2 separate regions of the Homo sapiens genome follow, and region 1 is linked to region 2. Evidence: chromatin loops called from intact Hi-C (ENCODE). Cell type or tissue: PC-9. All regions are shown on one strand. Each heading gives the region's core, and the rest is flanking DNA. Links, peaks and the distances in the headings are about the cores only.

Region 1 (16,149 bases), core at 7,339-9,838, 920 kb after region 2:
CACCTGTTCATAGGATTGTTATGAGCATGAAATGAGACAACGCTGGTAATGTGGTTAGCTCTGTCCTTGGCATATAAAGGGCATTCAATAAAAGTGAGTTAGCTACTGTTTAAGGAGCTACAGAACCAAATTAGCAAAATAGTGGTGACAGTGGACATCCATCTGTAATCTTTACCCTCCTAGGTTTTGCTTGTACATCCCATGAATTGTGATACACATTTTTGATCACGATGGCTAAAATATTTATCTGCATGGCTGATTCACAAACACCACAACTCTCAAATCCTTCTTTCCATATCACTGCTTCACTAAATCACTCCTGGCTTTCAAATTCTCCACCAGCCTCTCTCTCTGCACCTTCCTCACTCCCTGCATCTCCATCCATCTCCACCCACATCATTTTCCTCTTTTCCCTTTCTGTTTGCTGTGCCCACCTCCAGCTATACATCTTCTTTGCTCTCCAGCTGCTCTGCCTGGAGCAATCTCCCATAAGAGTGGGCCCTCTCCTCCTTTCTTTAAGCCCCCTCTCTCATCCTACTGTCTGCTCAAAAAACCCATCCACATCCAATTATAGTGAATGAAAATGGGAGGCAGGTTCCCACTCATACCTAAACATCAACTACCTTCTAACCCTAACCCATGCACAGCTGATAAAAATAAACCTTTAAAAAACAGAGTGAGTCATATTAAAGCAACCTCTCCTCATTGCACCACAAGGAGCTGTGTCTCCACACCCTGCACAGAAACACTGCATGTGCATGACAGGGAGGTGTGCATGGATGCCAGTTCAGGAGAGAGAGCTTCTGGGGAGGTGGCCTGAGCCCCCTCACCTTCCCTGCCCTGCACTGGTGTCTACTAGACACCCCCAGGGAAAGGCAGAAGTAGAGCACCCAATAATTCATCTGTAAACCCACAGAAAGAAAACCACACCACACAGGCAGTCCCTTCCTCCCTCACTACTCTCATCACCATGAGTCAACCTTTTGGGATTTTCCTCCCACCAATTTTAGAAGCAGCATCCAAAATATGAGTTGAATCAAGTACAGCAGTGCACAAGTTTGTGGTGAGAGGAGCTCTTCTACTCTTCACCAACATCTTGTTATCAACAAGTAGATAGTAGATGGTTCGCATGTTTGCCTGCCAGCACCTCCCAGTTTCTTTTGAGGAACTGTTTCTTCCCTGTTCCATATGAGTCTCGTGATGCAATTAAGCACAAACATACACACAGAAACAAAATGGACCCGGATTGGGTCAATTATCATACCTCATTGCCCTGACAACAGTGACTGCCCTAGGACTAGGCATGAGCTATGACGACCCAGCAGAGCCCTTCTCTATGTAGGCGGAGAGTGAGAGAAGTGCCTTTTCCCACTGGGGCTAGTTGCTAAACTGGAAGGGTGTTTCCATGGGATTTTCATTAACTATCTCCCTCATTGCATTAGGAGAGCTTGCCTCCAGGAAGAGGACAATCCAAAGAGGGAGGACAGAGGTGAGAGACTGACAGAGGCCCACACAAAGCTATAGCAGCAGCATTCGAGCCCCAGGATCCTGCCAAACTTAAACCATAGCCACCCCCCAAGCACCCTCAGTTCCCCAGTTGGAGGAGTCTTATTTAGCCCAATTGGAGTCGGAGTCCTGGTACTTACAACCAGAGCTGATATTTAGCTCATTTACATCCATATAGTGGTAATGATACAGAAGGGCAGGGCTCTCGGTTAAATCCCACCCTTAAGCCTTGAACCACTCCCTAAGTGAAAACAGCTGAGCCTGTTTTTTTTTTCATCCAAATGTTGCCTTTTTAGCCTGCCCCACCCCTATCCTATGTCCGTTAAAGGCTTCAGCTGGCAGAGCAATACAAGCAGCTGAGTGTCAAGGATACAAGTAGCTAAGCAGTGAGCAGAAAAGTAACTGAGTGTCCGAGACTACAGATAGATGCAGCTAACCTCAGACAGCATGGTTTTGGAGAGGGGCCCCAGCCGAAGACGGCCAGGTTTCAGAGAACTATCACCTTTCCATCCCCTTTCCAGCCTCCCTTTCTGCTGACAGCCACCCACCGCTCAATAAAGGCTTCTGCATTCATCACCTTTTAAACAGTTTGTGTGACCTGTTTCTTCCTGGACACCAGACGAGAACCCGGGTGCTGAGCGGGTAGGGGCTACCACCCTGATCCTTCACTGCATTGGTTTGCACTTGGCCATCCCTGGACGGCAGAGCTGAAAGAGTACTGGTTGTACAGGGCCCGCACAGAGCCTGATCACGCCAGAAAGGAGCGACCAGCCAGTTTCAATGTTCATTCGTCCAGTTCTCACACTCACTGTTTCACACACTCCTGCGTGGAGTGGCCAGCAGCAGGCTGAGTGAAACCAGCCACTCCAGTTCCCACCTGCGAAGGGGGTCACGGGATCTTTCCCGTCTCATCATCTATGGCTTATGGTCAGCAGCCATTTTGACTGTGTTATTGGTTGTTTACTATTTTGATAATCACCACAGCTTTCAGCAAAAAAGTCCTGACCCATAGGAGTAGGTGGTTAGCAGTGCTACCCGGGCTGTGAGTGGGCAGCCTCCATTCCCTGCAGCCTATGGCTGCCTATTTAGAATTTCTTCCTCCCCAGATTCCACCACAACAGGGGATGAGACCTGAAAACTCTCTTTGCATCCCTGAGATGTGAGGGGGAGAGCTGCAGGGGCAAAACTAAGCTCTTATTCCTTATCTTGACATAGTCCCTGGCTAGAGACATCCCAAAAGACAGGACACAAGACTCCACAGGTATGTTGCATAAGGAGGAGATCAGAGCAAAGTCAAGGAAGATGAAAAATGACTGTTCAGAGAGCAAAAGTTCAGAGAAAGAGTGGGTACTCCCCCTCCTGGGAAGATGGCACTGCCCATAGAAGAATAATCACAGTTTTCCCTTTATAGGAAGACTGAGATATGAGTGGGAGGCTCATGAGCATTCCACGTGCTATGGACTGAATTATGTCCCCACAAAATTCACACATTGAAGCCCAAGCCCCCAATATGATGGTATTTAAAGATGGGGCCTTTGGGAAGTAATTAGGTTTAGATGAAATCTTGACTGTGGGGCTCTCATGATGGGATTAGTGCCCTAATAAGAAGAGATACCAGAAAGTTCCCTCCCCCTGTCTCCCCTGCCCCTCCTCCCCTCTCTTTTTGTCTCCCCACCATGTGAGGACACAGTGAGAGGGTAGCCATCTACAAACCAGGAAAGGGGCCCCCACCAGAAACCCATCACACCGGCATCTTGATCTTGGACTTCTGGCCTCCATAACTGTGAGAAAATAAGTTTCTGTTTAAGCCACTCAGTCGATGGTATCTTGTCATGTTAACCCAAGCTGACTAAAGCATCATGAAACCAAGAACCTGGCTGAGTATATGGGATTCTGAAAGCAATGGAGCAACCCAAAATGTTGAGAAAACAAGCTGAGAGCATGGTTCAGCCCCTCAGCCATGCAGGTGAGAGCAGGGGTACCCTCAGAATTTTGATGAATGACCCCAGGCTGCCCTGGCTTTTGTCTACGATGATATCCTGTTAATATTTAAGCTCAATGTTTGCCGACTCCACAGCATCCTCCAAACCAGGCAGGAATTTCAGCCCCACAAAGATGCTCTACGAACCCTCAAGAGGAGTCCTCAAAAACTATCCCACAGGTTCTCACAGATTGGTAGGAGCAGAGCAGCCGTCCCTACACTCCAGCCTCCACAGCTCCACCTTCCCCATGGCTCCTGCATGGCCTCTCCACCGTCCTGCTTACTTCACTCCCCAACGGGCCTCAGCAGTTCAGAGGCTGTTTATGTAAAGGACACAGGACAGGAGTGGCGTCTCTCTGTGTGATGCTCAGTTGTTGAGCCTCACCAGCCCCAAAGTGTGACAGGCCTTTGGGTCTTGATTAGGGCCACTTAGGCTGACTCAAAACCAACACAAAACTCTAAATCTTAGAAAGAAGAGACTGGAGTCCCATTCCATGGCTTCTTATGCAAACTGATCTATCTTCTCCCCAGATTTTAAACACTAATGCCACCATTCACCATAGTAAAAATATGGAATTAACCCAAGTGTCCATCAATGGATGACTGGATAAAGAAAATGTGGTACACATACACAATGGAAAACTATTCAGCCATTTTTTAAAAAAAGAATGAAATCATGTCGTTTGCAGCAACGTGGATGGAACCAGAGGCCATTGTCTTTTTTGTTGTTGTTGTTTTTAATTTGAGACAGAGTCTCACACTGTCACTCAGGCTGCAGTGCAGTGGCACGATCTCCACTCACTGCAACCTCCGCCTCCTGGTTCAAGCAATTCTCCTGCCTCAGCCTCCCGAGTAGCTGGGATTACAGGCACCCGCCACCATGCCCGGCTAATTTTTTTTGTATTTTCAGTAGAAACAGGGTTTCACTATGTTGGCCAGGCTGGCCTTGAACTCCTGACCTCATGATCCACCCGCCTCGGCCTCCCAGAGTGCTGGGATTACAGGCGTGAGCCACCGTGCCCGGCCTCAGAGGCCACTGTCTTAAGGAAAAAATCAGATGCAGAAAGATATCACATGTTCTCACTCATAAGTGGGAGCTAAATAATGTGTACACATGGACGTAGAGTGTGGAATGGTAAACACTGGAGACTTGCAAGGGTAGGGGGCTGGGCAGGGGTAGATGATGAGAAATTAGTGAGTACATTAAGTACATACGTATGTATGTTATTTGGGTGATGGATATCCTAAAAGCCCTGACTTTACCATTATACAATCTATGCATGTAATAAAATTGCACTTTGGCTCTTCCAAGTCAGACATAAAGTCCCCTTACCCCTTTGTCCAGGGCAGGCACTCTGATGCCTTATAGTAACACATTAAAAGGAACAACTCAACTCCTCTAACTCTTCAATTAAAGATCTAGTCCCATGTGACTCTACTTACTAAGCGTACAGCTGTCAGTTTCTCTCAAAAGCAAGCAAAAGGCTCAGGGAAAGTACCCTATCAGGGCACCTTGTTATACAAGTAAAAGCAAATAAATGCAGGAAGGGGAGTTGTCACTGACCCCCATGGGCCAGATATAGCCACATCTCTGTTGTAGTCAAGGCCTTGTGACACAGACACACCGTTACCAATTCAGTTACCATTCAGGTACTTCTCAGAGAAGAGTTGAGGAAAGCCGGTGGCACTTGGTAGAGCACAGAGCATGGATGTTAACAGTGGCCAATTGCCTAAAGATAGCGTGCAAGAGAGAGACTGACTAGTGTAACACGGGAAAAAAACAGCCAATCCTGGGGAGGGAATTTGACCAAGCTGCCAGCCAAGATTAACAGCACAGTTAATCATCACCCATCAGAGGGCTATGCTTGATTTTCCAATACCCCTTCTCAATAGGTTTCTCCCTCCATATAAGACTCTTACAAGGATATGGGAAGTTTCAAGAAACAGGCCATTTAGGGGGCTCATCTCCTTTCCCCACTCCAGGAGACACTTGGCCAGCCCGTGCCTGCAAGGAAGGTAGACATTCAACAATGGGAGTAATTTGCCATCTTTCAGGAGAATGAAATACTGGGTGCATTGTTTCCTCCAGGCCCCAGCAAGAAGAGGGGGAACAGAGGCCCCTTATCTCATGACTCAGCCCATCATGCTATCTCCCTGAGAGCTCATGCATGTTTGTTTTTCTGGCTTCTGGAACCTCTGCTTGGAGCTTTGCAGAGTTCCATTTGTATCACTGGCTTTGGCTCTTAATTTACAGTTTTGCTGCCATCATCAGGAAGACTATGGGCAAAAGCAATGGCAATTCACTGACTAGATAGACAAGAGGGCTCAAGGTCTTGGGAAATTTTGCTTGGTAGAGAGAAACACGGAATACAGAAGCATACCCTGGAGAGGCATCTTAGCTCTGTTAATACCCAAAGCATCTTTACAAAAATAAACTAAAGGTAAATTTAGACTAGAGTTAAGTACAGGCTATTACAAACAGAAAATTTTATGGGTCTTCTAGGAAAATGAGCATTTGGAAGTTACTGGGTGAAGCCAGTCTGAGATATGTCTTCTGTGGATACAGATAAAGACTGAATTGTCTGGCAGATACCACTGAGATAGAAAAGATTATAAATTGAAATAGGGACAAAAATACCCTGAGTGAAATAAACCTCAATGATGATATTGATTTTATTGCTTAGAAAATTATTAACATCGGCATGGTAAATAAGACTTTCTTATAGCATGAAGAAATGACCCCAACAGGGTGACAGCCTTGTCACCTATGAAAAGTAGGTTTCCCAAAAGAGCCTGGTAGTGGGAAGTAGGCTGTTCAGAGGTTGTTTTCCTAATCCAAGACTTGCCAGGCAGGGTAAGTGGTGGTTCCTGATGCTCTGGAAACTCCATCCACTCTCTCTTTTCAGGAACCTGTTTAACCCTGGCTGCCCCTCCCGCCTCTGCCACTGGCCTCACCACCACCCATGCCACCTGTGCAGGTTTGCCTCCTCCACCACCACTGCCATTCTGAGATCAGCAAGCATTCGGGATAGTAGATCATCATCTCAACTCAAAAACTAGATCTATGATCATCCTCCCATCTTCTTGTCCTCCTATCTTCCAACTCAGATCTACTTCTTGGCTTCATTTCTGACAACAGCACCTCTCTTCTCTCAATCACCCAGACTTTAAGTCACCAAGTTACTTTTGACTTTTTCTTCATTAACCCTGCCCCTAAACCCACTGTGTAGGGGAGAATTAACCTTACCCAAGGGCTTTTAAAATGGCTAATGAAAAGCATCCAGCACTCGCTTCTTCCACAAAGAACAACCAAAATAGCAAGTAGATAATCACACTGCAAATAGAACATCTAAAAGAACACTGAAATTAAACAGAGAAGTGACAGGAAACACCAGAGGCATAAAAGGAGAGGGAAGTGAGGTGGCCAGCTGGGATCCCAGAAACGCTCCCCAGTGCAGGGAAAGAGTAAGTGAGACATCCCCAACAGTCCAAATTCCCACCACGAACTCCAGCAATCTTAACTACAGGAGAGCCCCTCAATTCTTGGGTCCCTGAGACTAGCATAGGAAGCTCTCTAGAGGCCACACGGTAGCAGTGCTCCAGAAAGGGAGCTCACACTGAATCCCACATACCTTAGTGCTAAACAGCTGCAGCATGGCACCATTTTGAGAGCCCAGGCCCCATCAGACTGAATACTGCCTAATAGTCCCTGCATCTCCACATCCCTGCAGCCCCACTGACATCCCCTCATGTTGCCCAGGCTGCTCTCAAACTCCTGGCCTAAAGCAATCCTCCCGCCTCGGCCTCCCAAGTGCTGGGATTGCAAGCGTGAGCCACGATGCCTGGCTAATTTCTTTTAAGTTAATCAATTAGTTATGTGTCCAGCCAAGACCACTTGGCAAGTGAAACATGTAATTCAAATTTGCTATTTGATCCTAAAACTTAATAGAAGTATGTATTATTTCTGTGATATTAGAAAATCAGGAAAAGAAAATTTACCACAGTGAAATTTAACCAAGACAGAACTTGGCTGGGTCCGTGCTGGCTGGTCGAGTTTATACTTCCTCATAATACCAGTTTCACATATGAGTTATCAGGTCAAGCATGGATTCAAAACACAGATTGGAAACTTTAGACCCATATATTCAACTGCCCACTGGACATTTGCTGTCTGTGTCAGAATTTGCTCAACCTCAAATTGGAATTTATCAACTTCCTCACCCACAAAGCCTGCTTCTTTTCAGTATTCCCCCATCTCAGTGAACAGCACTCTTATCTACCCAGCGGCCCAAGCCAGAAAACTGAGAACCATGTGTGACTCTTCCCTCTCCCTCACCCGCATTTCTAATTATCACCAAGCCCAGTTGAGCCTCTAAATATCTTCTCTGTTCCCAGTCCTCCTGCTCCAAGAGGTCATCACCATCTGACCACTGGCTTATAACTTTCTGCTAGCTGATCTTCTGGCTTTCAACTTCCTGCCTGCTGGTCTTACTGCCTCACCTCTTAGCCCTTCTAATTCTCCACAGTGTAACCAGAGTAATTTTTTTAAAGCACAAATACTACTTTGTTATTCTCCCTTAAAGACTTTTAATAATTTCCCACTGTCCCGTGGGACCGGCCTCCCGCACACCATCAACACCTGCCTGTCCAGCCTGATCAGGCACCACTTCCTCCTCCTACTTGATGATGCCCCAGTTATTCCGAACTTCATCCAGTTCCTCAAATTCACTACACTTTATTTCTTAACTCCAGGTTCTTATTCATTCTATTCTTTCTACCTGAAACACTATTCCCTCCTCTTTGCCCAGCTAATATCTACACATTCGTTAGGTCTGCTGAATGTTCAATTCTTCTGGGAAATATTCTGTACATATTGGGCTTTCAAAAGATGGCCATAACAATATCTCTCATTCCACATGCTCTTTGGAGCTGTGAGCCTCCCATGTAAGGAATCCAACCATTCCAAGCCTGTCAGGTTGTGAGGAAATCCAGATCTCATGTGTGGGTCCTGCCCAGGGGCCAAATATGTGAAGGAAGACACCTCCCATGATGCCAGCCCCCGGCCATTCCAGTCTTCCTGGATGAGGTCCCAGGTGGCATAGAACAGAAGAACTGCCCCACTATCCCCATCCCAAATTCCTGACCCACAAATACTGTAAGTGTAATAAATTGGTGGTTTTATGCCACTAAGCTCTGGGGAAATTTGTTGCCTAGCACTAGTAACTGATATGCTTTCTCTTACCACCCAGGCCTGGATTAGACTCCCTTTCTCTGGATTCCCAGAGCATCCTGTACTTTTCCCATCCTAAATTTCCACACTGAATTATCATTGCCGCCTTGCTCATCTCTACCTCACACTAGATATGAAGCCTGTAAAGGCAGAGACCACATTTACCTTATGTACCTATATATCCCCAGCACTCTGCACAGGGCCTGGCACAAAATAGGCAATAAATAATAGTTACCTAGCAAATTATCAGTAAGGGAGTGCCACAGGAGCATTAGAAGGATTGCCAAAAGCATTGCCACAACAGGAGAAAGCAGCCCAGAACATGCACCCTGTAGAACGGGTGTGTCATCTTCATGCAGGAAAGCACCCCGGGTCAGCGTGAGGGTTAACAAGAGCCTAAGCCCAGTTCCTCTACAAAATCAGGTTTCAATTTGTGAAATTTTCATGAAAGGAAGACAAGCTGTGCACTCGAAGAAAGACCCAGATAGCAGAAAGGTTACAAGGTCAGGGCTATGGCTCTACACGGCAAATTACACTATGAGTTTAGACACAAAGGGACTCAGAGAGAGAAACAACGTCTGGCCGACCTTTATCTAAGGGCTGAAATTAAATATTAATCATAGAGTCTGACCCAAATCTATTGAGGCTACAGCTAAATCTTCTTTTCAACAGAGGCCTTTGTGGAGCTCAAAAGATGTAGGGAAAAGGGCCAGGGTGTCACACAGGGGAATAAGAAAAGGATCAGGAAGATTCATTTACTGGATAAGGAAAAATTAAAGGAATTTAGCATAGGAGTCAAGATTTTACTCAGAGAAACTAGATGGAAATGTAAACACTTTAATTCCATAGTCAAAGTAAAAACCTAAAGAACAAGGAATATTTTCTAATCTTATTTCCTGGTTAGAACTAGGGCAAATGAATCAAAGCGTGTTTTATGATATGTAAAATAAGTATTACTAGCAACACAATCACATTTAAATCAACAAGGAAGGCTGAGCATTGGAATACAAATGTCCTTAGAAGCAACTAGAAATTCAATAAATTGTTTTGACAATAAAGAATACCTTTTGAGATTTTCCTCTCTTCAGTTCCAAGATTTTTTTTGCCACAAAGGCACTAACATAAAAAAGAAGTTGTTAATTAAAAAAAAAAAAAAAAGGCCAGGTGCGGTGGCTCACACCTGTAATCCCAGCACTTTGGGAGGCCGAGGTAGGTGGATCATGAGGTCAAGAGATCAAGACCATCCTGGCCAACATGGGGAAACCCCGTCTCTACTAAAAATACAAAAATTAGCTGGGTATGGTGGCGCACGCCTGTAGTCCCAGCTGCTCGGGAGGCCGAGGCAAGAGAATTGCTTGAACCCAGGAGGCAGAGGTTGCAGTGAGCCGAGATTGCGCTACTGCACTCCAGCCTGGCAACAGAGTGAGACTCCATCTCAAAAAAAAAAAAAAAAAAAATTCTGACAAATGCAGACATGATGTACTTGCTAGAAGACATCCTATAAGCAGAGAGAACTGGGGTCTCACAGAGGTTTCAGACTGATTTTTTGAATTGGCAGAGCTTGTACATGATAAAAGAAAATCCAACAAGTATAAAAGGATATAAAATACAAACTAAGTCTCTAAAAATGTTCTTTTAATGCCCAGTTTTTTCCCGAAAATTAAAAATCCTTGAACTTATTTTAGGCCTACTTCAAGAATACATTAGGAGTAAATTTCTGTGTTTGTGCCAAGAAAGAAAATCTATTTGATCAATGTGTGGTGTTATTACAGTCACTTTCTATCTTAATTTTACTCTTCTTAAGTTACTTTTCCTCCTCGCAACATTTCGAGACATGACCATGGCAAAATCCTACCACCTAGTGGAAAAACTCTCTGCTCTTTATTCTAAATCCACTTTAGAATTTAGAATACATTAGCTGTTAGCCATTAACTACATATGTAGATCACTTTTAAAACTTACTTTTAAGAGAATGAGCTGTTCAAACATCTTTAATCAATGAAAAAAATGTAAATTTCAGTACCAAAAACTTCAGCAATGTTACCATTTCCAGATAAACAGTATATTTGAACTGAAGATCATTGTTAGGACTTTTTCCATTTTTATGTTCATTTAGTGTTGAGAACATTAAGATCTAGACACAAATGGGTGACATCAGGCACAGTTTTAATTGTCCTTTCATATTAAGCATGATAAATTCATATCCATACCTATCTATGGCAGTCATTCAAACTCAGAAATGATGTCTTTTCTCTTCCAACAGGTCTGTGAAGCAACTCCCATTCTTTTAGTAGATTTTGAGTTTGCTTTTTTTTTTTTTTACAAGGAATAAACAACAATTCTGTTTCTTTATAGATATAGATTTTCCAATGCTTTGTTTAGTTTGATTACCCAATCCCAGGCAATAGTCTTGAAGGCACAAAACCTGCTTTAGAAATTACAGACTGAGGCAATAGAGAAGAGAAGGGAAAGAGAGGGAAGTCAGAAAGCCAAAAATTATAATAAAATACAGAAATAAACAGCTATGAGGAAGAATTTAATATCATATGCTATAGATCCATGATGTGTTTTTAATTTCTAATCACTCAGATGAACTATGGAAAACCACCATATTCATCCATAAAATATCCTTGACTGCCAAAAGCAGAATCCTGGGCTAAATATCTGACCCAATATGGGTGGACTTTCTTTTCTTAGGTCAAAAATTAAGACCAAAGAATAAGTTGGTATGGAGCCAAAGAAAATAAATAGTCAAAAATCAATCAAGATTCAACTAAAGGTGAGTGCTAAAATAATTGGAAGTAAAACTACACCTAGGAAGCTGATACAAAATGGATGTAGGAAAAGCTTGAAAAAGGAAATGCCAAGTATACTGGGTCAGAAGCCAACCATGAGAAAAGAGTGGGTCTAATTTAGAGCATAACAGTTGCTGGGGGGTTAGCGAACCATCCAGTTATAAGCTGGGTCTCCTAAGATCAAGGCAGCCTAAGCTCTGCCTTCACATCCATGGCTCCTAGATCACCACACTCCATTTTAAACACTTTATTTGCTGAGGAAAAAATGAAAATTGGAAGGCATCCAGAGAAAACTAAAATGACCGTAGAAGGACAGTTTAAAAAAAATGTAAATGAATTAAAGATGGAAAATCTGTTTAAAGGACAACAAATGCAAAGAAGAAAGAATGTAGGAATGAAAGAATGTAGTGCACATTCAAATTTCTAACAAAAAGGATGAGAGCAGGCAGACAAAAAAACTAAACCCGGAGTGGTGGCACAGCCCAGTGGCGCAATGGCTCACACCTGTAATCCCAGCACTTTAGGACGCTGAGGCGGGAGGATCACTTGAGCCCCGGAGTTTGAGACCAGCCTGGGCAACAAAGCAAGACCCCATTCCTACAAAAAAACTTTTAAAAAATTATTCAGGAATGGTGTCACACACCTGTAGTCTCAGCTACTTGGGAGGTTGAGGCAGAAGGATTACTTGAGCCCAGGAGGTCAAGGTTTCAGTGAGCTATGATAGCACCATTTCACTCCAGCCTGGGTGACAGGTCAAGACCCCGTCTCAAAAAAAAACAACAACAAAAAAAGAATTAAACCTGGAGAAACCATAATGCAAAGACGTTCAGGGTCTTGGGCAAAACAAACCAAAAGACCAAGACGGTGTAAATCACAGGGAACATAGCAGAGCTTTATGAAGAAGAGAGGACTTACTGGCTGGGTATTTCTTTTTCTAAACTTCGTAAGTCAGGAATTGAGCTGAACACTGCAGAAAATGTCAGGAACACACAGACTTTCTTGTCTGTCAAATCTCTAAACTAGAGCAGTTTCTTCGGTTGTCAGCCTGTGCAGTTGCAGAGGACACTGTGCTTGGTTTAATATTCTGCTATTGCCATCTTGAAATTATTAAGAATTTATAAACACGGGGCCTGCACTGCATTTTCATTTTGCACTGGGCTCCACAAATCACATAGCTGATCCTGCACTAAATTCAGACTGTAAAGAATTCCACCACAGGCCAGGCGCAGTGGCTCATGCCTGTAATCCCAGCACTTTGGGAGGCCAAGACAGGCAGATCACTTGACGTTAGGAGTTCAAGACCAGCCTGGCCAACATGGTGAAACCCTGTCTCTACTAAAAATACAAAAAAATTAGCCAGGCGTGGTGGCAGGTGCCTATAATCCCAGCTACTGGGGAGGCTGAGGCAGGAGAATAGCTTAAACCCAGTAGACAGAGGTTCCAGTGAGCCGAGATCGCACCACTGCGATCTCCATCTCAAAAAAAAAAAAAAAAAAAAAAAAAAGAATTGCACCACTACCAGCAAAATGTCTCTTTTGTCCTACATCTGAAAACAAAACAAAACAAACAAAAACCAGACAAATTTGAGTAGAGAGTAAAGCAAGAACAAGGACAATCTATTCACCTCCTTTTCCTGCAAGACCCCCTTTCTGTCTCACCTGCTGACTGAGCTCCCCCTCATCATCCTTCCCCAGGACAGCAGCTGCAAAGTCAAGGAGAGTGGACCTTGACTGGACGAGCTGCATCATCAGAGTCCACTAAGCAATGGATTCCTCCACAAAGGTCACTATAAGTTAAGAAAAGCTTTCCCTGGTCAACTGACATCTCTAATCTTTCCAGGTTAAATCATTCTTCTTCATGAAGAATCCACAATCCACCTTTGAGGAGTAAACAGATGCATTTGCAAATAAGAGAAAGCCTAGGAAAATTAGAGGTTTCTTATCCCCAAGCAATTTTAATAAGGAGGAAACTGTAGGAAATACATATGTATATAAATACATTCCTAAAAGCTACTGTTTCTTTACTCATTTATTCAAAAAGCCTTCTGTCTGCCAGACACTGCTAGGCACTAAGGTTTCAAGGATGAAAAAGAGAGACATGGTCTCTACCCTCGTGGTGGTTACAGCCCAGTGGAATGCTGACTGTGAACCAGGAGTTATGCTAAGTGTTTCACAAACACGTGATCTCCTTTCAACCACTATAGGGTCAATGTTATCACCCTCATTTTCAGAGAGGAAGGAACTGAGAAAGAGGTTAAGTTTCCTTCCCAGGCCACACAGCTTTTAAGAATCAGAACTGAGATTCTAATCCAGTTCACCTGACTCCAAAGTCCATCTGGTGCCTGAAAATATTAGGGTAGGACTCCTTGAGGAAGCAAAACCAAAAACATTTTAGAGGGTCTGTTTGAGAAGACTGGATACATGCAGGAGGGATGTTGAAATGAAGGGATTAGAAAGAATATCCCAAAGAGAAGGGACTCTCTGAACAAAGACATCGTGGAAATAGCATGCTATAAAGAACCTACAAAGCAGGATTTGGGAACTATTAAAGATTTTTTACTAGGGAGGGTATAGATTTACATTTTTAAGAAGGTTATTCTAATGGCCTTGTGGAATGAGGACTCGAAAGAGACAAACCCAGAGTCTACGAGACCGGTGGGAAGTCTGTTGTGATCATGTGGACAAAACACAATTATGGGCTTAAGTAGAGCACAGACAGTAGGGATAGGGAGGAAGGGATGGATTTGAGAAATGTTTTAGCAGTTGGAAAGGGACAAATTGACTAGATAGAACATGGTCCCGGGTTAGGAATAGGAGACTGAATTAAGGACAGAGGTTAGTTCTTAAAACAAGCAGTTTACCTCGATGTGAGTCTTGAGGAAAAGCTAAAAGTTAGGGTGAGGTTGTAGGCAGTTCTGTAGAGACATCCAGAGAAACTCTCTGGATGGCTCTGTTATTCTCTCTAAAGGTAGGGTGACCAACTGTCCCAGTTTGCATGGGGCTGAGGGCTTTCCTGGGATAGCAGTTAGCTTATTGTCTGCTCAAGGAGATATCTGCCCTCCCCTGAACCATTCCAGCTCTTATTTTCTGGGCCATAAATTTGGGCACTTAACCATGTCTTCTTTCTTATTTTGCCATTGTGTGGTAACCTTGCTTCCCCACTTAGAGATAAGGTCCATGAGGGATGCACGTCTACATGATGAAAGCGTCTGGAGCTTAATAAATTCCTAGTGCTTCACGAGAAGATTCTTCCCAGAAGAGGCCTGAAGATAAGGTTACCTTGTGCAGACCTTCCTAAAAGTGGGATTGGAGAGCTCCCTTCTGAGGAAAATTCCTCAAATCCAAAAGAACCATCAGCCCCTCTCTAGAGCCAGCAGAAGGTCTTGTCTGGACCTCAGACTCTGCTTTCCCCCTTCTTTCTGCAAATAAAAAGATTAGCCACTCTCATAAATCCAGTGCTTACCAAGTGCTAGGCATCATTTTGTTCGATCATCACAGCAACTCTGTGAGATAAGTGTTATTCCCATTTTATCGAGGAGCTGACCAAGGCCCAGGAAAGGTAAATAACTTAGCCAAGCTCACACAACTTGTGAGCAGCAGAGCCAGATTCAAAGACAGGTCCTTCAATTCCAAAGTCCACAGTTTTCACCACTGTCTACACAGCCCTCTTAGCCTACTCATGGCCATTTCCTCCAGTTGCAGCTCCCAGTTGTTCTAGGTCTGATGCCACCATTTGCTCTCCCTCCAGTATCCCACACATACTCTATCCTCTCACTTTCCTTCTTTCTTTCAAATGGACCTCCTTCGCTTGAAGTACCCAACTGCCACCAGGTGTCCCTCCTCTCCTATTAGTGAACACCACTTTGCTGTAATTGCAAATCAGAGGCAATGCAGACAGCCTGGAAACTCTTCCAAGCTTAATTCAATTAAACAAATTCACGTTATTGAGCAATGTACTAACACGCTGGGGATGCCCAGACCAGAATCAAACAAAGGGAACAACACAAATACACGATTACAAGGCAAAATCTAAGAGGTTCAAATGAAGTTCTAGGCTCAAAAGAAGAGTGAATTGCATCAAGTTGGTGGGAAAACATTTATAAAATATTCCTTTGTGATTTTTACCAAGTAATATGGAAAGAACCTGGGTTTTCTAGCATCTCTACTGAAAGTTTTCTTTAAAAGGTCCCAGACTGAATGTCAAAGGCTGCCTCATGTCTTTCGTCAGTGTTTTTCTGAGTCTATAAAAAACTGTTTTTGAGCCTCTACATAAGTTTACAGTAATTCAGAAGCTGACCCTGACTTATGAATATTAAAGAAGTTTGCTAGGTTTGAGAAGGGGACACAGAGTAGAGTTCTAATTTAGTCTGATTCTGGCGATATTGAAAATCACTTTAGGGAATGACAAATTAGACATTTTTAGCATTGGAGAAGCCTTAATTGAATTATTAACTGGTTTTCAATTGTTTGGTCTGCTCCATTTGTTCATTAAACAATAAATGCTCTGTGGCAGCAGCACTGCACATTCAGAAGGAATGTTCCTAATGAAATAAGCCTGTTACAACTCATTACTTTGGGAATTCATGCATGAAAAATGAATCAAGTTTCAAAATTTAAAAGGGAATAGATGAGGCCAAG
Region 2 (16,149 bases), core at 6,684-9,183:
CAAAAAAGAGAATTTTAGACCAATATCCTTGATGAACATTGATGCAAAAATCCTCAATAAAATACTGGCAAAACGAATCCAGCAGCACATTAAAAAGCTTATCCACCATGATCAAGTGGGCTTCATCCCTGGGATGCAAGGCTAGTTCAATATACGCAAGTCAATAAATGTAATCCAGCATATAAACAGAGCCAAAGACAAAAACCACATGATTATCTCAGTAGATGCAGAAAAAGCCTTTGACAAAATTCAACAACCCTTCATGCTAAAAACTCTCAATAGATTAGGTATTGATGGGACGTATTTCAAAATAATAAGAGCTATCTATGACAAACCCACAGCCAATATCATACTGAATGGGCAAAAACTGGAAGCATTCCCTTTGAAAACTGGCACAAGACAGGGATGCCCTCTCTCACCACTCCTATTCAACATAGTGTTGGAAGTTCTGGCCAGGGCAATTAGGCAGGAGAAGGAAATAAAGGGTATTCAATTAGGAAAAGAGGAAGTCAAATTGTCCCTGTTTGCAGATAACATGATTGTATATCTAGAAAACCCCATTGTCTCAGCCCAAAATCTCCTTAAGCTGATAAGCAACTTTAGCAAAGTCTCAGGATACAAAATCAATGTACAAAAATCACAAGCATTCTTATACACCAACAACAGACAAACAGAGAGCCAAATCATGAGTGAACTCCCATTCACAATTGCTTCAAAGAGAATAAAATACCTGGGAATCCAACTTACAAGGGATGTGAAGGACCTCTTCAAGGAGAACTACAAACCACTGCTCAAGGAAATAAAAAAGGATACAAACAAATGGAAGAACATTCCATGCTCATGGGTAGAAAGACTCAATATCGTGAAAATGGCCATACTGCCCAAGGTAATTTACAGATTCAATGCCATCCCCATCAAGCTACCAATGCCTTTCTTCACAGAATTGGAAAAAACTACTTTAAAGTTCATATGGAACCAAAAAAGAGCCCGCATCGCCAAGTCAATCCTAAGCCAAAAGAACAAAGCTGGAGGCATCACACTACCTGACTTCAAACTATACTACAGGGCTACAGTAACCAAAACAGCATGGTACTGGTACGAAAACAGAGATATAGATCAATGGAACAGAACAGAGCCCTCAGAAATAACGCCGCATATCTACAACTATCTGATCTTTGACAAACCTGAGAAAAACAAGCAATGGGGAAAGGATTCCCTATTTAATAAATGGTGCTGGGAAAACTGGCTAGCCATATGTAGAAAGCTGAAACTGGATCCCTTCCTTACACCTTATACAAAAATCAATTCAAGATGGATTAAAGACTTAAACGTTAGACCTAAAACCATAAAAACCCTAGAAGAAAATCTAGGCATTCAGGAAATCTGTGTCCATTCAGGACATAGGCATGGGCAAGGACTTCATGTCTAAAACACCAAAAGCAATGGCAACAAAAGCCAAAATTGACAAATAGGAGCTTTTAGTCATTTTTAATCAAATAGCTTTACTCAGCCTCTAAGGTTTTTAACTTGTTTTTGTTGTTGTTTTATTGAAGTATAACATACATGCAGGAAAGTGCATAAACTACAAATGTACAGCTCAATGAACTTTGAAACACACTTATGTAACCAGTTTCCAGATCACAATATTTAATATTACTGGCACTCCAGAAGCCTCCTCGTGCCTTTTCCTAGTACCGTTCTCCACCTTGACTTCTAATGGCATCGATTACTTTTGTCTATTTTTTGGAATTGCATGTAAATAGAAGCCTACAGTGTGTATTTCACCAAGTTCAAAGCTATTCCTCTAGCAATAACTTCTTCTTCTCATTGTTTTATAGTGTATTATAATATATAATAGTTATATATTTATTCATTCATTTCTACTCTTGATAGACATTTGAGCCATTTTTCAGTTTTTGATGAACATTCTTGTGCATGTATTTTAATAATAATAGTTAAGTATTTCTGTTGAGTATATTATTGTTGGGACAGAGAATACGTGTGTGTTGAGTTTTAATAGATGCTGTCAAATAGTTTTCTAAAGTAGTTTTACCATTTATACTCCCATCAGCTGTGCGTGAGATTTCTACCTACTCCACATACTCAACAATATGTGATGTTGTCAGTAATTTTCATTTTAGCCTTTCTAGTTTGTATGTAGTGGTATTACATTGTGGTTTTAATTTCTATTTCCTTGATGACTTATAAATGTACTCATCTTCTCACATGTTTTTTGGCTTCTTAGATACTCTCTTTTGTAAAGTATTTGCTCAAATATTTGCCTATTTTAAATTAAGTTGTCTGACTTTTATGAACTTAAAGGAGTTCTTTATATATTTTGAATACAAGTCCTTTGCTATAGCTATTTATTTAAAATATCTTCCATTGTGTGACTGCTCTTTCCCTCTTTAAGGGTGTCTTTTGATGTACAAACATACCTAATTTCAATATATGTAATGTACTTAATGCTGAAATATTGAAAGTTTTCCCCGAAACTGGAAACATGACAATTACTATTTATTGTCAACTGTTTTATTCTCTATACAGTTATGCATCACTTATCAATCAACTGGGATATGTTCTATGAAGTATTCCATTAGGCAATTTCATCATTGTGCAAACATCATGGAGTATACTTACATAAACCTAGATAGTATAGCCTATTTACTACACACCCAGACTATATGGAATAACCTTTTGCTCCTAGGCTACAAACCTGTATAGCAAACTACTATACTGAATACTATAGGCAATTATAACAAAATGATAAGTATTTGTATATCTAAGCATAGAAAGAACACAGTAAAAATATGGTATAAAAGATAAAAATGGTCTCCTGTATAGAGCACTTACCATGAATGGAGCTTGCAGGGCTGGAAATTGCTCTGGGTGGGTCACTGAGTGAGTGATGAGTGAATGTGAAGGCTCAGGACATTACTGTACACTGCTGAAGGCTTTATAAACACTGTATACTTAGGCTGCATTACATTTATTAAAATTTGTTCTTTCTTCAATGATAAATTAACCTTAGCTTACTACAACTTTTTACTTTATAAGCTTTTAAATCATTTTTTAAAACTGTTTGACTCTTTCATAGTAACATATAGCTTAAAACACAAACACATTGTACAACTGCACAAAAATATTTTCTGTCTTTACATTCTTATCAGATAAGCTTTTTCTAATTTTAAAACTTTTAATTTTAAAAAAACTTTTAAAACTTTTTTATTACAAACTAAGATGCACAGAGTCAGGATCATCAATATCACTGTCCTCTGTTTCTACATCTTGTTCCACTGGAAGGTCTTCAGGGGCAATAACACGAAAGGAGCTGTCATCTCCTATGACAATAATGCCTTCTGAAATACCTTCTGAAGGACTTGCCTGAGGCAGTTTTACAGTTAGCTTTAAAAAAATAAATAGAAGAGGTACATTCTAAAATAACAATAACAACTATAATATAATAAACATATAAACCAGTAACATAGTTGTTTATTATCATCATCAGTATTATATACTGTACATAATACTTTTATATGGCTGGCAGCATAGTAGGTTTGTTTAAATCAGTATCACCACAAATATATTAGTAATGCATTGCACTATGGTGTTATGACTGCTGTGACATTACTAGACAATAGGATTTTTTCAGCTTTATTATAATCTTTATTATTATTATGCAGAGACAGGGTCTCGCTATATTGTCCAGGCTGGTTTCAAACTCCTGGCCTCAAGGAATCCTCCCACCTTGGCCTTCCAAAGCACTGGGATTATAGGTATGAGCCACCGCCATCGTACGCTTATGGAACTACTGCCTTATAATGTGGTCTATTGTTGATTAAACTGTCTTTATGCGGGGCATGCTGTACCAGCCATAAACAAACATAAAACGAAATTTTAAAGCAATACTATTTATAAGAGTATGCATAAACATCAAATACCTAAAAACAAATCTAACAAAAAAGAGTTGTAAGATCTCTATAACGAAAACTGCAAAACATGATGGAGGAAATTTAAAGTCCTAAATAAATGGAGACATATACTATGTTCACGTATTTAAAGACTTCTGTAAAGATACCAATTACCATCAAGCTGATCTATAGATCAAATTCAATCAATAGATTAAATTCCAAACACTCTCAGTGGAAATTGATGAATTAATTTTTTGCACTTTATTTTAAAGAATAAGGGGCCAAAAATAACCAAGACAATGTTAAAAAACAAAGCTAGAGGTCCTTAAACTTGAAGTTTTTTAGTACGTCAGAATTATTTTACTATCATATTTATTTTATCAGTATGTTCTACTTAGCTTAGACAAATTGCTGCTTGTCCTAAATCCCTCCAGTTGTTTGAACTGAGTGGTCCTAAGCTTTGTTACAGTAGATCCCTAAAGAATTGTTTATCAGAGTTGTAGTTGGCCCCACTGTTACAAGGGACCCAACCCTTGTGGAAACTGGACATACCTTGAGCTTTGTTTTGGGCACATCCCTTATTTGCTTTTAGTGCATTTTCCTTTTGCTTTTCTTTTTTCCTCTTATAATCTCTAAGCTTCTTGCCTTTACTTATGCCTTTTATCTTAGTCTTTTAACTTTCATTTTAATATTTTAATCTCATTAATTGCTAATCTCTTTCCCTTCATTTTAAAGCCCAACTATTTTGTCTTATTATTTTTAGCCCAAAGTTTGGGAATAAAAAGTTGACTTCCCTGTGGGCTAGTCTTTCAGTTATTAGTTCTCACCAAACTCATTTGTGAACAGAACCATGAGGAGCTGAATAGTAGACAGTTTAATTGAGAAACCTTATACTCATTGAGGTCTAAAAATAGTATTTGTTTGTCTTGTATCTGCTGCCCACTGTTCTCTAACCCCCTCCCTGATAAGTAACAGAAATTCTAATTATTCTTGTATGTATCTGGTTAATAATCAATCAATCAAAAATATTAGTAATGTCATATGTACTCTTTGATGTTCTAATCCCTTTCCTTAATTTCCCTATTTTGCAGATGAGGAAGTTTGGATTAAGAAACCTGCCCAGGCTCGCCCGCTAGAAAGTCATAGAGGCAAGGTTTGAACCCTGGCAGTTTGACTTTAGAGCCCATAACCATTATAAAAAGCTCATTGAGAGAAACCATTACTTATGTAAGATAGCTCTTAATATATTTAGTATATTCATTTTTCATCAAGGGCTTTTATCTAACATACTTGAATAGGCCTCATGACTTCATAAAATCCTTGAATTTGAAGGAGACTTCTATGTGTATACAGTTCAGTTCTTGATATTTGCAGTAGTTGTGCTTTATAAAGTGACCATGAACACAGAATTAGCAAATACTGAGTCATTGCTCCTAGAGGAAATTTAGTGTTATTTTCCTTGGAAAAATACAGAGATAAGCTTTTGCGAGCATCTGGGAACAACATTTCTTATCAACTGATTAATACATAACCTTGTTTTATGTGTGTTTCTGTTTAAAGACATCATATTTAATATTTATTGTTAATTTATTACCAGTGAACTCATGGCCAACATCACTATAAATCATTCCTGAATAAAGCGTATCTAACATACATTTTCTGCATAAGGCACATCCCAGCCTTCTCGTGCTTAGGAACATTAAACAGCACTTCAGCACCATGCTTGGGAGCCATTTTAAACAGAGAAATCATTAACAAAATGCAAAAAATGTGAAAAAAAATGTGGCACTAAAGGATACTCGTTTACAGTTTGAGATCGGAAACAAAAAAGCAAAGTGTCACCCGTTTCCACATCAGCTGGGAATGTGCACATCAGGAAATTCAAAGTTTTTGATGTTTTGCACATGCATACATCTGATAATGACTTTGAAAGGACCTATGGTCTTTGAGGTTACAAGTACACTTTAGTGCGTAGGTGAATTCACAAATTCAGAATCTGTGAATAATGAGGACCAATTGTATATTATCTGCTGAGAAGAAGAAGCTTAGTGATCAGCAGATCCTTAAAAAAGTCTGTGACCTCTCACTCCTTAAGGCCAAAACCAAGACCCGGAATAAGTTAAAGTTACTAGATTATTTGACTCAGGCTAAGCGTATTGAGGATATCACGAGTGAACAGTATTATATTTGCACTTTGTATAATTCCTTCTACTGTATTTTGGTGTGAACAGCAATGTTTCACACTGAGGACTAAGGAACTACCTATGTAAATACACCCTCATTTACAAGTGAAAACTTGAAATTACCTAGTGACCAAATGACCTATTATATTAATGTCACTCATTGACATTTGTCAATTTTGTCAACTTTAATCAGTAGAATTTCTAGGATCATTGTAATGATAAAGATAAGGGAAGATTTTATTCCCAATGTTGTATAGAATCATATTTATAAGAACACAGAGAAGATTTTCCTCTAATGCCAGGACAAAGTAAGCATTTTTATCTGAAGCTACTGGCTTAGTTTTATCAAGGGCACATTATAAATCTTACAGTGATTTTCTTTCTCTGCTTAATGTTCACTGCTAGAAAACTTAGCCAAATGTATGGTCCAACATCAGCTTATGTATATATGTATATTATCCTTTTGATTTTATCTTTTCAAGTATTATTTTACATATGTTCAAATTTTCTCACCTTTCCTTTTTATATTTTATTTTATTTCCCCTTAAATCATCTCTTAAACAAGAATGAGTATACATAAATAAGTTCTGCATATAGAATTGTTTTCATTTACAATCTTTTAAAATTCCAATGGGGAAATGATAGGTACCAGTATAAATGTGACTGCTGATAATTTCTGTCCAAATAAAAGGATCAAATAAATAAATTTCTTAGGCATGACATCAGACCTAGGGAATCAGTAACCCTGAGAGAGGGGTCCAGCAAGCTGGGTTTCAACAAGACCTGTGGGTGTTGGGATGCACACTCCACATTACTCCATGGGAAAATAGGTATCACATGGGTCTCACTCACGCTCTCTTTTGCCCTAAAAACAATCTTGACTGTGCATGGGCAAGTTTTCAACCTTGATTGTGTACTGGAATCATCCAGGAAGATTTTTGTAATCATGACATGCCCCAGAGCAATTACAGGAGGAGTTGAGAACCAGTTATCAATATTTTTTTTAAAGCTCCCAGGTGTTCTGATAGGCAGTCAAAGTCGAGAGCAAATTCTCTGTCTCTAAAGACAGGTTCATAGGTCCAGTCATAAAATTAATGAATATTTTCGGCATCTCTGAGTAGTTCTTCAGGCTTAATCTTCCTCCAAGAAATCCAAACTGCTATGTAGCTGTGTCATTTTGAGAAATTAATAAGCTGCATTCCCATCTCACTGCAACATAAATACCATGCTAGTCAAAGATTTAAATGTTTAAAATATTGAGTCTATAAAAGTACTAGAAGAAAATATGTTGAAATTCTGCAAAATCTTTAGGTAAAAAAGGCCTCAGAATAAATAACTGTGGCATAAACCAGAAGCAGCAGCAGGAGGCCAGATAAATCCCACTATGTAAACATGGGTACAGAATGATAATGATATCAATTATGAGCAGGCAGATTATTTCCTATGTTCCCTTTGACTTCTCTACAGTATTAACTTAAGCATGAGAACTGAACCTAGTCTTCATTGATACAAAGTGAAGAGACACCTCATGTTAGTCAAAGATAATTATGTCAGGTTCTTGGCCTTTCTGTGGCCCAATTTAAATACCAAAAAATTATGGGAGATAACTCTGAGCCAGTTTTAGTCTATCTAAAAGGAAATAAAAATTTTCTCAAAGGTAGGAGAAGGAGGTTTGGGGATCTAAGAGTGACAGGAGACTTGTACCCCATCCTTGTCTGGAACACCAGGAGGGAAGGTCCTTCACAGGAGTTGCGACTGGCATCACAGCATCATGGGACCAGTGAAGATGAAGTAGGAGAGCTGAGGCAATCCCACCAATTTCCTGTAGCTCCAGAGAGCAACGGAGGAGAAGATGAAATTACCCTGAAAAGTACACAGCTGTAAGTTCTGAGAGAGACCTATGGGACCTGAAGAGATCTCATTGGTTGTAACAAGAGCATACACCAGCAGATGGCAGCAGATGGTTGTAACAATAGGAAACCAGCAGGTGGCTGCCACGGGGTTGGGGAACACAGCCATTTTAGTGAGGCCAATCATCGGTGGGTGTAATGGCCAGCTCAGCAGATGCAAACAGGAGCAGAACCCAGCTGAGGGACCAATCATATTCCCCCAACACCATGACCCTCAGAGAACACCCAGAATTTACAGTATCCCCAGGGAGAAATAGAGGTAGAGGAGTAGAGGAAATCCTGAGTTGACCTTGTTTAAACTTGAAATGGATGGAATTACACTGGAGTGAATGCAGTTCACCTGTTATCACGTGAAACAGAGGAAGGGCTGGAGGAATGCCAAGAATATGAACAAAATTGAAGTACTCAGAAATGAAGGAAAATGTTATTTTTAATTTTTTATATACCTGAATATAGCCTGAGAAAATGATACCTTAGAAACTCTGCAAAGCAAAAAAATTATAAATTGTCAAAAGACAAACTTAGAAAGTGAGAGCAAATATTGGCAAAACAAGGGGCTAATTTTCTTTTTCTTTTTCTTTATTTGACAGAGTCTTACTCTGTCGCGCCCAGGCTGGAGTGCAGTGGCATGATCTCAGCTCACTGCAGCCTCCGCTTCCCAGGTTCAATGATTCTCCTGCTTCAGCCTCCCGAGTAGCTGGGATCACAGGCATGTGCCACCATGCCTGGCTAAAATTTGTATTTTTAAAAGAGATGGGGTTTCACCATGTTGACCAGGCTGGTCTTGAAATCCTGACCTCAAGTGATCCGTCCAACTGGGCCTCCCAAAGTGCTAGGATTACATGCGTAAGCCACCATGCCCGGCTAATTTTCTTGATATACAAAAAACTTTCAGTACCTTTTAAAAAGTTTACTTTTTATTAAACAAGGAGAACTATACAATAAGTACTGTGCAGTTCACCCACCTGGAATATACCCTCATTTCTGGAATTTTACACTGGAATAAAGAGAGCAAATAAAATAAAGTGGTCAAAAATTCAATCTGTGTAAAAAAAAAAACATACCTAATTGACACTTTTATTACTGAGAAAACATTTGGCTGAAAGATCTGAATTTACAATATATTAGTTAAATCTTAGCATATCATCCTTTCTTTTTCCAAATTGCAGCGTCATAGAATTGACATGCTAGCTGTCCTTTCCTTCTTTGCCTAGATCACGAGAAACTGTGCATGCAAATCATTCACTGGTTCCAAGAGTTTCCCCTCTAATAAGTCAGACTACAAAGAAACCCATTCTACCCACCTTTCCCTCCTCTTTCTCCCATTAATAATCAATATTAGCCAACCCCATTTAATTTTAAAGAATCGCCTTTGAATTATTTTTCAGGAATAGACAAAACTAACGGTAAGAGGTCAACATCCTCAAAGCCACTGTTACGTATTCCAGGCTTTAGTACATTATTCCTAATGGTGTCCCAGAAGTCTAGATATTTTCAACTTAGGATGATTAATAAACATTAACAAATTTTTTAGCCTAGTGTGGTGGGGTGTGCCTGCAGTCCCAGCTACACAAGAGGCTGAGGCAGGAAGATGGCTTGAGCTCAGGAGTTAAGGGATGTAATATGCTATAATCCCACCTGTGAATACCCACTGTGAAATAAAGAAAAAGTAAAGAAATTAAAAATTTTAAATTCGTTATTACATATTTGCACCCATTCTTCAAACTATCAAATATTACTGTGAATGTATCATAATTTATCCAGTTATCCATCATTTAACTGAAATGTGTTTTTTCCTCATTAATGTACTTATTAAAAAGGGGTAAACTTTTTTTAGATATATTAATATATGTTATCTACATTTTTTCTATTTTTACCTTATTTTAACTTTGCTATACAACTATACCCCTTTGTCATAGATTTAAGATAGTTCGACTTTTGCCCTGCATCCCTTACACCCTCAGTATATTCAAAGACTTTGCCCCTGCAATTATCTCTTCTCTCATTTGTATCATTAATTTTTCCTTCTCTATTCTATCATTCCCATCCTCACAAAATAACTACTGTAATAACTCCTTTCTTTAAAAAAGAAAGATTAAAACTCTCTCCACAATTCCACTTTATTGCTTCTAATTACACAACCACTCAAAATAATTGTCTTTGTTCATTTTCCACATTTTCATCTCCCTCCCATTCTCTTTTGAATCCACTCACACTACTGCTTTCAGTCTACTCTGGTTAAGGCCACCCATCATCTCCATATTATCAAATCCAGTTCTCTGAGTTCATTTACTTAAGAATGGGCCAGTCTTCATTAAAAAAAAAAAATCCTTATTTAGCTTCTGGGACTCCTAGTTTTCTTTGTATGTTGCTGTCTCCTCCTTCCTGATTTTCTGCTGGATTCACTTTCTCATATTAATTGTGGAGCCCCCTGAGGCTCAATATTTTGGACTCCTCTCTATTTACACTCACCCCCAGGTAATGAATTGCAAATATCATTTATAAGTTGGTGAGTTCAGTAGTTTTTATCTCAAGTCCCAACCTCTCCTCTAATCTCTAGAATCTTATAAAAACAGCTTATATATAGATTGTCTCCCTTAGATGTCCTAGTAGGAATAACAAAGTTGAGATGCCCAAACGAGAACCACTGATACCTCCCCAACCATCCCAAACTATTCCCCAACTTGCTCTTCCTCCAGTATTCCATATCTTGGCAAATAGCACCAACATTTCTCAGGATGCAAACTTTGCTCCTTTCCTTGATGTCCCTTTCTCTCACAGTACACATCCAATCCATCAGTAAATTCAACTGGCCTACTCGCACAATTCAGAATCTGACCATTTAGCACAATCTTTACCACTCTCAACATGATCAAAACCATCAGTTTCTGTCTCTAGGAATTTTGCTAGCCTAAATGATCTCCCTCCTTTACGCCATCACCATGCCTCCCCTTCATTGTTTATTGTCCATTTGAAAGCCAGAGTAATATTTTTCCAATGAATTAGGTACTCTCCTTCTCCAATAGCTTTTTATCATACTTATAATAACATTAAAATCCCATACAAAGCTTTACATGAGCTGGTCCCTGGCCAAATTACCAATTTCATTTCCAATTTATTCTTCCTCTCTCTCTTTGCTCTAGCCACACTGGTGTTTCTGTTTCTCCCAAACATAACCAGCATGTTCCTAATTCCAAGTCTTTTCCCTTACTATTCCCTCTACCAAGAATGATCTTCTCCCAGATGTCTTTCTGGCTTGCTCCCTGGCTTCATTAAGGTCTCTGGTCAAATGTTCTTTTCCCTTACTCTCACTCCTCCCTATCCCCACATCAAACACAGAATCCTCCTTAACTTCTATCATCTTCCCCTACTTTAATTTTCCTCTTGATTCTTCTGACTCATGGTATTATTTCTATATCTACTTGTTTGTTTATTTTCTTTCCTCCACTGATCTTGAGAGATAAAGAGTTCTACTTTATTTAATCCTTTATCCCAGGCATCAAGACTAGAGTCTGGCACATAATAGTTGTTCAATAAATATATGTTGAATGAAAGAAAGGATAAATATTTAGCTCTCTAGTTTCACTGTAATTTATTTTAGTGTATAGTGTATTAAAAGAACCTAAACAGTGTTACTTCAGCATAGCTAACTAGTTTTATGAAATCCATTTATGATACACATTTTTGCTTCACAGTCGTTTATAATACCTCCATATCATTTATTAAATTACATAATAAGTTATCTTTGGGGGCTGTTTAATGTATTTCATTGTTTTCTATGCCAGTAGAACTTCTAAAAATAGTTATATGATATATTTTAATATTTGATAGAAATAATCTCTCTAGATTATTCTGATTTACAAAATTTCTTAATTATAATAGCTTTTAATTCTTTCAGAGCACTGTTAGAAACACTTTGCCAACTTGTAAAATTATTCATTGGGATTTTCATAAAAACTATAATTGATTTTGAAATGGTTGATAACTTAAATGTATTAATTCTTCCTAATATGATAAGCATCCCTATTTATTAAAAACTAAGTGGAGTGTTATAGTATTCCTCATAAGAGTTTCACAGATTGTTCATTAAGTATTTTCTTTGTAGTTTATTTTTAATGGCATTGAAAATGAATTTTCCACACTGTACTTTTTATTTATGTAAATAAAAATAAAAATACTTATTTACTTATTTTTATTATTAAAATATATAAAGGCTATTGATTTTGCCTTTTAAAAAGATTTTCCTTTGTGTTATTTTCATACCGTCAGTTGACACCAACCAATGAAAATATAATTAAATTATTAACCATATCTCTTTATCACAGATGATGCCTATTTTTAAATCAACTTTCTGGTGAAAAATAATGAGAACTACAACAACAGTAATAATAACCTCCAGTTAGCCAATGTGACAAAATGGCAAAAGAATTCAATTTTGGAGCTTCTTTAAACATTTTTTTTCATCTTAAAATGCTACATAATTAAATATGATTGGATTGGACTTTTATGGCATAAAAATTTCAAAGTCAAACTCTCAGTTACTACTTGCTGGATTATCTGTAGAATCCTTTTCATATTCCACTTCCTTCCCCCTCCCAAAGCTCGTTGCCCTCTCTCCTAACCATTCTGCAGCCTGATGATATGCTCTTGATGATTCCAAACTAAGGCCAAACCAAGAAGTCAGGGACAGACTTGGGGGCAGGTGTGTTGAAAGCATGAGTGGTGGTGAGAAGTCATGGAAAAGCAGTGTGTGCATTTTTATTAGAATGAGCTTCTTGCTGAGTCTCTCCATTAAAAAAATAATGTTACTACTAAAAATGTCCCTCCCATGATAGATGTTGTTTATTTTACACAGAAAAACATTTCCTGACGGCTGTTTTTCAACATTTAATCTTGTGACAATAAGAAAACATGAGGTAAAATATATTAAATACACTCAATATGCATTACACATTTCTGAATCACTATTCAATTTTACTAAGTGAACACACAGTAATTAGTTTGATCCTCTTTAAGAGAACAAAGCATTGACTGATTTCATTGTGCTGGGTAAATCAGTCACTATATGCCTTTCATTCATGGTTAGCACATCTCATGTTGCCAGAGTGGAATTTTTTGGGGGCTTCTGAGTCTGTTCATCAATCTCATGAAATTGATGGGTTGAACAGCACTGAAGACAAGGGAAAGAAAGCTCTGAAGTCCATGAGCAATGTGGTGGACTAGTCAGCAGAGGTGATTACAACCCCCACAGTTCTGGGCTCCAGCTCCCCAAAGGCAAGCAACGATGGGCAAGGGAGAATGACTTGGTACGTGCCAAGTCTCACAAATAGTCAAAATTACCTTTGCAACCTTTATTGTAGTAGTATTCATAGTTCCCCTTGTCATTTAATTAAGACCATTTTCCTCCCACTCTGAACCCCACCCCAAATAATTTACTGCCCATTTTAAACTGTCTAAAAGGTTTGGTGTACACATGTGTGTGTGTTTATGTGTGTACAGAGAGGGCTAATTTAAAAGCAAGTCCTATGAGATGTCAGCATCATTAAATTCCTTTTAAACATAATTAAGATACATTTAAACCTCAAGATATGACAGCTTCTTCAATACAAAGTTTTGTCCTTTGCGTGCTGTCTCTACACACAAGTAATTTTCCTTAATATTACCCAACAATAGAGAAGGAAACCCCTAGAGCAAGGAGCTATGGCTATAGCAGAAGCTAAGCTGTTGCCCTGCTCTTTCTTCTTCATTTGAAACTCATCTTCTTTTGATTGTTTGTTTTCCTTTAGTCATCTCTGAACTTCTTCAGCAACCTCCTAAGCCATCTCGTAACTTCTGCATCCTCCAAAGTTGAAGATCTCAGATGTTTAGATACTTTTGGTGTATCTGTCTTTGACCCAGGTGTGGATGTATTTTATATATTTCTACATCATGTGGTTAGTCATTTTCTGCTGGCAAATCAAACACACCTAAGTTTGAGATCTATGTCTTCTGCTTTTGCCTCCTGACATATTGCTTCCATTTGTTCATTATCAGAAGGTCAGTGGGAGCAAATGCAAAACCGGACCATAAACGTGTCTACTTTTCTCATTAGAATACAAAGTGAAAGGCTGTAACTTTGCAGATGCATCAACCCACCATTCTACATCAACGTGGTAACAGGATCTTCACTTCAATCTGCCAAAATTCCAAGTTTTAGGATGAGGACGACAACTTTGATGAAGGGACTTCAGAATATGAGCTCACTCTGTGGAGTGACACTCAGGACATGATCCATTTTCACATGTTCACCACTAGCAGGAGCACCACTGGTGGGTGAGGAGACCCCTGAGAGCTCAATTTTCATAAAGATGTAACAGTAACAGTAAAAAGGCTTGTCTGGGTAGATAACTTATAGGATGGGACAGAAGGGCAACTGTGTATTCATCTGGCATTGGTACATCTTATTTTAGTTTCTTATTCTTACAGTTTTTGGTCATTTTTTTCTGTATATATTTGTAAGTAATTATACCATCTGAAAATAATAATAATCTTGTATTTTCCTTTCTAAAAATTATACCTCTTCTTTTGGTTTTGTATCTTATGGCTTTAAGGATTAGTGTTCTTAGGACAATTAGATAGCAGTGATAATAACAAGTATTTTGTTTTCCATCTGATTTTAATTGGATACTCTTAAGAATTAAGTCAGCTATTGATTTGAGATGAATATTGTTATAGAAACAACATGTTAAATTTCATGTGAGTTCTAAAAAAACTTTTTTAAATAAGAGTATATACTTTTTCCAGATTTTTTCTCATTTTATTGAAATTAGCCAATTGCTTTTCCTTTTCTGACCTATTAGTTAAGAAGTAATTTACTAATTTCTTTCTTAATATTCAACTTTGTATAATGCATGTGATTTTAAATACAAGATGGAAAAACCAGACCACCCTCTGAGAAATGTTTAATCACTAAACACATTGTATACATTTCTGTCATATAAGAGATTTATATTTAATCATGATCCCAATCAGCAAGTGTCTCTTCCCACTAAAGGGAACAAATTATAACTTTTCACTGCTGCAGTAAACAGCAAACAGATTGCTGTTTACACAGAAAGAGGAAAAACAGACATAGGACAGAGCATGAAGATTAGAAACAAGCTATTCCCTCCTTAATACTAAGTAAATAGCAGCAGGCATTTTACAGAGCACATTAAAGGGAACAGACTGCTGTAGAAATCAATTGATAAAGACTTGTTAAATGAAAGCAAACTCTGAGCAATTATATTAGCAAGCAATTAGAATAATCTGTAAATGGTAGTAAGGACCCCACAACAAAGAAACCACATGGATTGCTGCCCCTTCCTTTTGTGCTCATAGTATTATTGGCTCGTTTCCATTAAACAGTAATATATTTAGTATTGAAAAGGAAATAATGGGACAATAGGACTTATGAGCTGCTGTTATGGCATTAAACAGAAAGTGCCCTTATACTGTGTAGTCAGAGAAAATTTGTCTCCAGCTGAGACTCCAGCAAGTAAATGACTATTCTTGCCAAGAGGAGATCTATTTAACTCTCTCTATGTTAAAAGCTTAACAGAGAAATTCACAAACAGAAAGAACCCTGATCATAGCCAAAATGCAGCAGACAGACACACTGAGTAGAGCATGAATGATTGGAGAGTCCTGCATGGCACCAGCGCCCTATAGAATATACTGAAGGCCAATTTCATAAGAAGTAAGTGATACATATTTAGGAAGGGGTATCTTTTAGGAAAAATATGGTGGGATATAACACCAGAAAATCCTTGGTCTGAATCTTGGTCAAGATATACTATGTGGCCATTAGCAATTTTTTGAGACTATTTTTGTTTTATCTGTAAAACGGAAATATTAATAATCACCTTGAGAAGATATCAGAACTGCATGAAATAGATGTGTGTGGCACAGGGCCCACATATGGTAAGGGTTCACTAAGAGATGGTTTGTGACTTTATTATTACTGAAGGAAACCTTGGGTAATATGACAGGGAATTAGAATAATATTTAGATAGAAATAGGGACCCTGACATAAAGAAGGGAAATTTTCCTGACAGAACATTGTGGGGCAAGAATGATATAGGACATAAAAAAATGAATAAAACTTGAGAAAAGAGGACCCCAGTA

The links. A loop is a pair of places that touch in the nucleus more often than their neighbours do. Peaks named below come from ENCODE experiments on the same cell type or tissue, not always from the same donor. Only the 100,000 strongest peaks of a DNase experiment are listed, where the experiment ranks them.
Region 1: a loop joins it to region 2, with 5 times the contacts of the local background. A loop is called at or near these places in 2 of 110 quality-filtered maps.

The regions. Positions count from the first base shown.
Region 1 is chr7:112,495,232-112,511,380 of GRCh38, reverse strand. No RefSeq gene overlaps it. Among named protein-coding and RNA genes, the nearest start is that of LSMEM1, 22 kb to the right of the region's middle. RefSeq lists a silencer at 14,456-14,669. In PC-9, for the core only: no CTCF peak of the experiment used is centred there; no DNase peak of the experiment used is centred there.
Region 2 is chr7:113,413,819-113,429,967 of GRCh38, reverse strand. No RefSeq gene overlaps it. Among named protein-coding and RNA genes, the nearest start is that of SMIM30, 300 kb to the right of the region's middle. RefSeq lists an enhancer at 7,829-8,351. In PC-9, for the core only: CTCF peaks have their summits at 7,840 and 8,047 (motif pointing right); a DNase peak (open chromatin) is centred at 8,067.